2 separate regions of the Homo sapiens genome follow, and region 1 is linked to region 2. Evidence: chromatin contacts called from ENCODE Hi-C or POLR2A ChIA-PET data. All regions are on one chromosome and are shown on one strand. Each heading gives the region's core, a stretch centred on a gene start or an enhancer-like site at or near the end of the contact. The rest is flanking DNA. Distances are from core to core; before and after follow the strand shown. Region 1 holds the start of SNX3 (sorting nexin 3). Region 2 holds the start of CCNC (cyclin C).

Region 1 (4,088 bases), core at 196-2,695, 8.7 Mb before region 2:
GGGAGGCCACGGCGGGAGGATCACTTTGATGCTGGGAGTTGGAGACCAGCCTGGGAATCACAGTGAGATCCCGTCTCCACAAATAATTACTAATAATTTAAAATCTAAAGAAAAGGGGGGCGGGGAAGATCAGGTTATTTAAAGTAATTATAGTGTTAAACTTGACATATTAAAAAATGCAGAAATAGTTGTGAGGGATAACTCTCTGGGCAGAGATAGAAATGTATCGTATCTCAACATTTAAAATCTGCATTTCCCATTGGACCATAAGAGATGAACTAGGACCTAATTAATTGGGTTTTCTCCCCGTTTCTTTCTTTCTTTTTTTTGAGACAAAGTCTCACTCTATTACCCAGGCTGGAGTGCAATGGCAGATCTCAGCTCACTGCAACCTCTGCCTCCCGGGTTCAAGCGATTCTCCTGCCTCAGCCTCCAGAGTAGCTGGGATTACAGGCGCGCACCACCACGCCCAGCTAATTTTGCATTTTTAAGTAGAGATGGGGTTTCACCATGTGGGCAAGGCTAGTATCGAACTCCTGACCTCGTGATCCGCCCGCCTCGGCCTCCCAAAGTGCTGGGATTACAGGCATAAGCCACCGTGCCCGGCCTTCCTCCCCGTTTCTTAAAAAGGCTCATGTGAGTTGCATTTCCAGTCCTGTAGAGGTACGTTTAATACTTTTCAAAAAAAAAAAAAACTTATCAGGACTTCGTGAGAAACGAAAGTGGACACCCAAAGCAGCTTGCAGCCGGTCTACTGTTACTTTGTTTTAGCGGACCGACCTGTCTCCAAAATCGATTTGACCATAATGCTAGGATTTAACTAGGGCTTTAGTTTTTATTTCACTCCCCCACTTTACTGGTTTCAACCTATCAATCCAGACGCGTGTCTGGTGCAACGCTCGGGTTTATGGCAAAATCATCTCAGGCATTTGCTTAACCTTCTCCAGAAAGGCATTTTCAGGGGTTCACAGTGAGACGGTGCACAGGTTGGCACAGAGTTAGTAGGGGCAGTTTTGTTTCGATTTGCGGGCAAATCTCTAAGATCTCTCCGTTTAACTTTCGCCCGCAATTCCCAAAGCCGCTAAAGCCGTTTCCGGCGCTCTACCCCGCCGCAGGCCGAGGCTGGCGCAGAGAGACAGGAAGCGCCAGCTCTGGGCGTCTGGGTCCTCGCCTCCTCGGCCGCAGCCCCGCGGCGGCGCGCTCGCGGTGCATTGTGGGCGCTGTAGTCCGGCCGGAACCTGTTTGCGACCCCGAGTCCCATGACACCGCTTCTCCTCACACCCCAGTCCGCAGTGCCCCTCCCCAGCCTCGGCCGGGCCTCCCGGGAGCCGGGCGTGGCGTTCCAGCTAGTGAGCCGTTTCTCCCCTGGGCTCGGAGGCGGAAGCTTGAGGGGCGCGGGGAGGAGCTTCGCGTGCGGGGTGAACGCCCGCTCTACGTGCTCGTTCTCTTCGCGACCGCTGCGCGCGAGCCCCGTGTCCCCACGGCGGGCAGCAGCGGCGGCGGCGGCGGCTGAACGCGGAGGGGGCGGAGGGAGCCCGCGGCGGCGGCAGCAGCTACAGCGAAATGGCGGAGACCGTGGCTGACACCCGGCGGCTGATCACCAAGCCGCAGAACCTGAATGACGCCTACGGACCCCCCAGCAACTTCCTCGAGATCGATGTGAGCAACCCGCAAACGGTGGGGGTCGGCCGGGGCCGCTTCACCACTTACGAAATCAGGGTCAAGGTGAGGCCGTCTCTCCCCTCTCCCAAGAAACCCCTCCCGCTGGCTCTGGTCACCCCCACTCGACCCGGGAGTGGACCCCCGCGGGCAGCCACAGCCTCCCAGGCCGGGAGCCCCCTTGCAGAGGCGGGCCGGGGTCGTGAGCCAGGGCCCCTCTTCCTGTAGGGCTGGTGTGGGGGGCTGCAGAGCGAGCCCGGCGCGCTGGCACTTGGAGAAGGTGCTCGAAGAGGAGGGCGTGGGTTGAGCGCCGCTTGCCCCTCCAGCAGCTGATCAGGGAATGACATTTGAGTTGGAAAGGGGTAGATCTTTCGAGAACACATCCCTTCGCTGGGAAGGGAAAGAGATGTTGACAGAGAAAAGGGGCTTGCGCAAAGTTAAAGCCTTTTCCCAGTTTTCTCTTCCTGGAGACTTCCCAGAGGTAGCAAGCCAACCCGGCTGCTCCAGGCCCTTCCCGAGCTGCTAAAGTAACCTGGGTTGTGCAGTCTTCTGAACGGGACTTAATGAAAGTTCACAGAAGCCTGACAATTTTTGATAGGGCTGAGCCAGACCAGAAGGGTGATTGGACATGGTTGACTTCAGCATTTTGGGCCACCGCCCTGCCAAAGGCTGAGGTGTGGTGTCACCTACCTCATAATCCAGAACTACAGTTGCTTTAAGAAAAGACTAGGGATCTTGCTCTCTTAATTCGAGATTTGCACTTAATTGAATAAAGAAATCAACAGAAATAAAATATACCTAATTTCATAACTAGTATTTGTTGGCAATAATTTAGATGATTTGAAAGATGTTAATTGAAAATAGTGCTTCACTTTCACTCTATAATTCAGGATTAAAGAATTTGCCCATGTATGGAAGCATCTTTAAAAATTAATTACATTAATTTAAAGATGACAGCAAATTATTAAAAGTTAAGTGTAAAGCGATTTTTCCTTTAATCAAAATTTATATGACAAGCTACTATTAACATTTAAGTGAAAAAATTCTCATTAACTTACACACTTTGTGTCGTGAAAAACACAAAAATCAAATTTACCATCCTAACCATTTTTAAGTGTACATACAGCTCAGTAGTATATTCACATTGTTGTGAAACTTAAGTATTTTTAAAAAATGATTCTTACGTAGTTAGCATTGATTTTAAAAAGTTAATCAAACTTTAAGATATGAAACGAATAGTTTAATGTTTCAAGCCACTGTTGTCTTCTTATGGATGTGTAAAATGTGGATCATAGGCCGGGCGCGGTGGCTCATGCCTGTAATCCCAGCACTTTGGGAGGCCGAGCTGGGCGGATCACCGAGGTCAGGAGTTCGACACCAGCCTGACCAGCATGGAGAAACCCCATCTCTACTAGAAATACAAAATTAGCCGGGTGTGGTGGCGCATGCCTGTAATCCCAGCTACTCGGGAGGCTGAGGCCGGAGAATCTCTTGAACTGGGGAGGCAGAGGTTGCCGTGAGCCTAGATCGGGCCATTGCACTCCAGCCTGGGCAACAAGAGCAAAATCCCTTCTCTAAATAAATAAATAAAAATTGAATCATAGGATATGTTGTCATAGGGAAACTGCAAAATCCAGACTTCAGTACACCTGGGGAACTACATTCATACATAAACCTAGTGGAAAAGTGAATGTTTTTCTAATTGTCTGTAATACATGACAGATGGTTCACTAAAAAGAACTTCCTCTTTTGCCCTATTCACTAGTATTTTCTTTTTTTTTCTTTCTTGTGCTAAAACAGAACTTGGTATTCTTGTTTCTATACTTCCATAGCAGGTACTTCCTGTCACAAAACTGAATTGGAATCTCCTGCCTACACTTCCTCCACTTACTTTGAGTTTATCTTGCTGAATGCATTATATTAAATGGGTTCTAGTATAATAATTTAATCCTCTTTTTTTTTTAATACACCTAATACCTTAGCAAATAGCTGATGTGACACTTAAAAATGGTTTCTGGGCCTGGCGCAGTGGCTCATGCCTCTAGTCCCAGCACTTTGGGAGGCTGAGGCAGGTGGATCCCTTGAGCTCAGAAGTTTGAGACCAGCCTGGGCAACACGTTGAAACCCCTTCCCCACAAAAAAAGAAATTAGTTGGGCGTGGTGGCGCGCATCCCTGAGGTCCCAGCTACTCCAGAGGCTGAGGTGGGAGGATCACTTGAGCCCAGGAGGTCGAGGCTGCAGAGAGCTATGATGAGGCCACTCTACTCAAGCCGGCATAACAGAATGAGACCCTATCTCAGGAGAGAGAGAAAAAAGGGTTTTGGTATAGTCATTTACATGTTAAAGAAAATTTTTTTTTTTTTTTTTTGAGACGGAGTCTCGCTCTGTTGCCCAGGCTGCAGTGCAGCGGCGCTATTTTGGCTCACAGC
Region 2 (4,223 bases), core at 1,491-3,990:
CTCCTGACCTCGTGATCTGCCTGTCTTGGCCTCCCAAAGTGCTGGGAGTACAGGCGTGAGCCACCGTGCCTGGCCTCAGCTTTCTTCACAGTTAAAAATTGGAGGCATGTGTCTATTCTGGTCAATGGCCCATGAGAGAAAGTGATTGGGTTGTTTCTGTTTCAAGGCTCTTAACCCTGGGTAAGAGTTAGTATGAGTCCTCTGTGCTCTCTCTAGAAAGATTTTAAACCTAGAAGTAAAGACCATCAAGATGGAGTAATTGAAGGATATATAAATATTACATTCTTGAAAATCTGGAAGACAACCACCAAGGAGAGCAAGCCGACTTTATGGGACTTTATGGGAGTGACGTATGACATGTAAAATACTTTGATGTTAAGCTATGCTGATTAGGGGTGGGGGTGGGGAGGTGTTACCACAATTTCACCTAGTGTAGCTTATCCAGACTAATTCATTCTTTTTTCTTTTTCTTTTTGGATTTGGAGTCTCACTCTGTTGTCCAGGCTGGAGTGCAGTGGCACAATCTCTGCCCACCGCAACCTCTGCCTCCTGGGTTCAAGCGATTCTTGTGCTGCAGCCTCCCGAGTAGCTGGGACTACGGGTGCACGCCACCACACTCCGCTAATTTTTGTATTTTTAGTAGAGACAGGGTTTCACCATGTTGGCTAGGCTGGTCTCAAACTCCTGACCTCAAGTGATCCGCCCATTTCGGCATCCCAAAGTGCTGGGATTACAGGCGTGAGCCACCACACCTGATGCAGACTAATTCTCACATACAAACAAATGCATTTCACATCTTGACTGTGTGTGTATATGTGTGTTTGTGTATGTATATACACACATATATAACTGAACCAAATTTAAATATAATATCCTTGCTATTTCTGATTTACCTAGTATTTTCTGTTCTATTTAGGAAAATGATTATACTTAATTTTACCACACCCTAATTGGTCTCCACCTACAATGTGAAAAATACTGTCTTAAGTTGCCTCAGATGCTGACTGTCTATAAACAAGTTTCTGGAGTGTCCAATTATTTAGAAAAATAATTATAAGTTTTACAATAAATGCATTGCTACAATGAAAATGAAATGGAAAATACAAAATATTTCGTCTTGTAAAATTAAATTATGGCTTTTTTTGCAGTATGTTTCTATTAGGTGCATACATGTACATACATGTGCATACATATATGCATGAATATTTTTAGATGTTCTGCAAAACTGTTGATTCCGCTGCTCTGTAAGTTTGCACTTTATCACTCCAAAATAACTCCATTAAGATCGCGGCCGAGATCTCGCCACTGCACTCCAGCCTGGGCGACAGAGCGAGACTCCGTCTCAAAAAAAAAAAAAAAAAAGATCGCGGCCGGGCGCGGTTGCTCACGCCTGTAATCCCAGCACTTTGGGAGGCCGAGGTGGGCGGATCACGAGGTCAGGAAATGGAGACCATCCTGGCCAACATGGTGAAACCCTGTCTCTACTAAAAATACAAAAATTAGCTGGGCGTGGTGGTGTGAGCCTGTAGTCCCAGCTACTTGGGAGGCTGAGGCAGGAGAATCGCTTGAACCTGGGAGGCAGAGGTTGCAATGAGCCTAGATAGCGCCACTGCACTCCAACCTGGGCGACAGAGCAAGACTCCGTCTCAAAAAAAAAAAAAAAAAAAAACCGCCTGATCCAGGCCGGGCCTGGTAGCCCACGCCTGTTAATCCCAGCATTTTGGGAGGCTGAGGCTGACGGATCACCTGAGGTTAGGAGTTCCAGACCAGCCTAGCGAAATCCCCTCTCCACTAAAAATACAAAGATTAGATGGACGTGGTGGCACGCGCCTGTAATCCCTGTAATCCCAGCTACCTGGGAGGCTGAGGCAGCAGAATCATTTGAACTGGAAAGGCAGAGGTTGCTGTGAGCCGAGATTGTGCCACTGCATTCCATCCTGGGTGACAGACCCAGACTCCGTCTCAAAAGTAAAAAACAGGCAGGGTGCGGTGGCTTACGCCTGTAATCCCAGCACTTTGGGAGGTTGAGGAGGGCGGATCACGAGGTCAGGAGTTTGAGACTATCCTGGCCAACATGGTGAAACCCTATCTCTACTAAAAATACAAAAATTAGCTGGGCATGGTGGTGCGCGCCTGCAGTCCCAGCTACTCGGGAGGCTGAGGCAGGAGAATCGCTTGAACTCCTGGAGGCGGAGCTTGCAGTGAGCCGGGATCGTGCCACTGCACTCCAGCCTGGAGACAGAGCAAGACTCCGTCTCAAAATAAATAAATAAATAAAGTAAAAAAAAAAAAGGAACACTTGATCCCTGAGAACAAAGTCATCTTCATTTATTTCTCTTTCCAATCACAGGAAAAATAAGTCACAAAACCTTGTACTTTATTACAATGCCACATTGTTCTGTTTTTGAAGTCCTGGAAGAGGTAATAACAGAACCCCGTATCTGAGCCACTTCGCCTAGGTTAGACCCACTCAGCAACTCCCGTGCTGAAGACAGGAGACCGAGCGGCTTGGGCCCCCGGCCAGAATTCTCAAGACGCTCTCGCGAGAGCCTTCCAACCGCCGCGAGCTCTCGTGAACACTAGTTCTCTTCAATCTCAGCACCTCCAAGGGTCAGCACCTCCCCTCCGGCTCCCTCCGCTACCGCGGGCCGGAACTTTTGTCGATAGGAACGGGTTTGCACAGTTGAGTGTTGTCGGCCGGCGTGAAGGAGACTAGGGGGCCATCCTCTTCCTTTCGCCGTCGCCGCCGCGGAGCGGAGTCGAGCCGAGCTGATTTGATCGAGGAGCGCGGTTACCGGACGGGCTGGGTCTATGGTCGCTCCGCGGGCCGCTCCGCCGGCTGGTGCTTTTTTATCAGGGCAAGCTGTGTTCCATGGCAGGGAACTTTTGGCAGAGCTCCCACTAGTAAGCGATCTTCCGTCTTCTCACCTGGGGCCGGTTTTTGGGGGAGCTGTGAGGACGGGGCCTGTGACTCCCCTGGGCCTGGATCCCAGCTCAGTTCCGAGTGCCGGGGTCCTCACGGGAGACCGCAGCGGTCAGAATCAAGATGCGCTTTTCTGAGGCGACTCCCCTCCCCGCCCCCAGCCCCAGTTTCGGGGAGGGAAGGATCTGTGAGGGGGAGGGGTGGGAGAGAGTTTCGTCTCCCGGGAAGGAACGTTTCGGAGTTTAATTTCGGATTCTTGGTTTAGCTAGGCCGCGGGGGGTCGGATAGAGTGGGCACAGGTACGGGAAGTGTGACTCAGCTCAAGACTGTGAGGCTACCTGTTCAGGACAGTTGTGGCGTGCTTTTACCTGGGGTTTCTTCGGGTGATCGGCGTCGTGGTCTTTTGTCATTCACTGTATATCTTGAGTGGATTTAATATTATGAGGAGAGGAGAGAGTCTGGCTTGTTTCTGCCTACTAACCGCTTCTTGCGCGTACTTTATGTCTAGATGGAGTTTTATATTGATAAGGTATAGGGCAGGTGCCCTCTAAATTTATCCATTTCATTAGCCTGTGCTTTATATTTTGTTTTAAAGGCCTATTTTTCCAGTGACTTTGTTTACCTGTTTCTTTAACCTTTTTCATGAATAAGTTCTTGTTTCTGTCAGTGACCATGTGAGAGCTAGAATAATATTAAAAACATTTATCCCTAAATACATTTGTTTAAGCAGGCAGGAAGGTGCGTTATGGGGTAAATTGAACATTTGAGTAGGCTTTCCACTGTATAGTTGAAAGATGAACAGAATTTGACAAGGTATCTTGGTATAATTTTTTATGCTAAGAAAGCATTAGTAAGTAATTTAAATTTCGATTCTGTGAATAGGATCTGTTCCTGATGTTCATTTTTTAGCCCTTTGCAAAGAGAAAAAAAGAAACAATGAACTCAGTAACCTATTTAAGGAAAAGCAGGTTTTCCTCTTGCTATAAAGTGATTCTGTGGAGATGACATGTTAAAGAAGCTTTACCACTGATCATATGTGTGTGTGTGTATATATATGTGTGTGTGTGTATGTATATATATATGTGTGTGTATATATGTTGCATTGTTTTCACACACTGAAATATTGCTTGGGCAAAATTAAAGTATCGAAAGTTTAGGTATTGGAGTTAGAGCTCCTGAAAAAAAAAGTTTAGGTAGTGGAGAAGAGATATTCTGATAAACTCTGAAAGAAGCTGAGAGAATTGACAAGTAGCTGACTGTTGATTTTTCAGTTTTTCAACTTAAAAAAAAAAGATCCTGC

Evidence for each region. A loop is a pair of places that touch in the nucleus more often than their neighbours do. ChIA-PET counts read pairs that join two places held with the same protein, here RNA polymerase II (POLR2A). Pooled maps may share reads with other maps.
Region 1: a map of naive thymus-derived CD4-positive, alpha-beta T cell shows a loop between it and region 2 (11-fold over the local background). The contact joins the promoter of SNX3 here to the promoter of CCNC in region 2. A Hi-C loop is called at or near these places in 1 of 168 maps with a recorded cell type or tissue (naive thymus-derived CD4-positive, alpha-beta T cell) and 6 of 50 pooled maps. POLR2A ChIA-PET finds 5 or more read pairs at or near these places in 1 of 52 experiments (WTC11).

Annotation. Positions count from the first base shown.
Region 1 is chr6:108,258,397-108,262,484 of GRCh38, reverse strand. It overlaps SNX3 (sorting nexin 3), which reads left to right and starts at 1,445. Exons shown (of 4, transcript NM_003795.6): 1 at 1,445-1,725. The coding sequence starts at 1,564. RefSeq lists an enhancer at 425-1,260 and silencers at 1,388-1,647, 1,758-1,867.
Region 2 is chr6:99,567,177-99,571,399 of GRCh38, reverse strand. CCNC (cyclin C) reads left to right here and starts at 2,740. Exons shown (of 12, transcript NM_005190.4): 1 at 2,740-2,904. The coding sequence starts at 2,873. It also overlaps the pseudogene TSTD3. RefSeq lists enhancers at 2,383-2,432, 2,553-2,842, 2,963-3,042.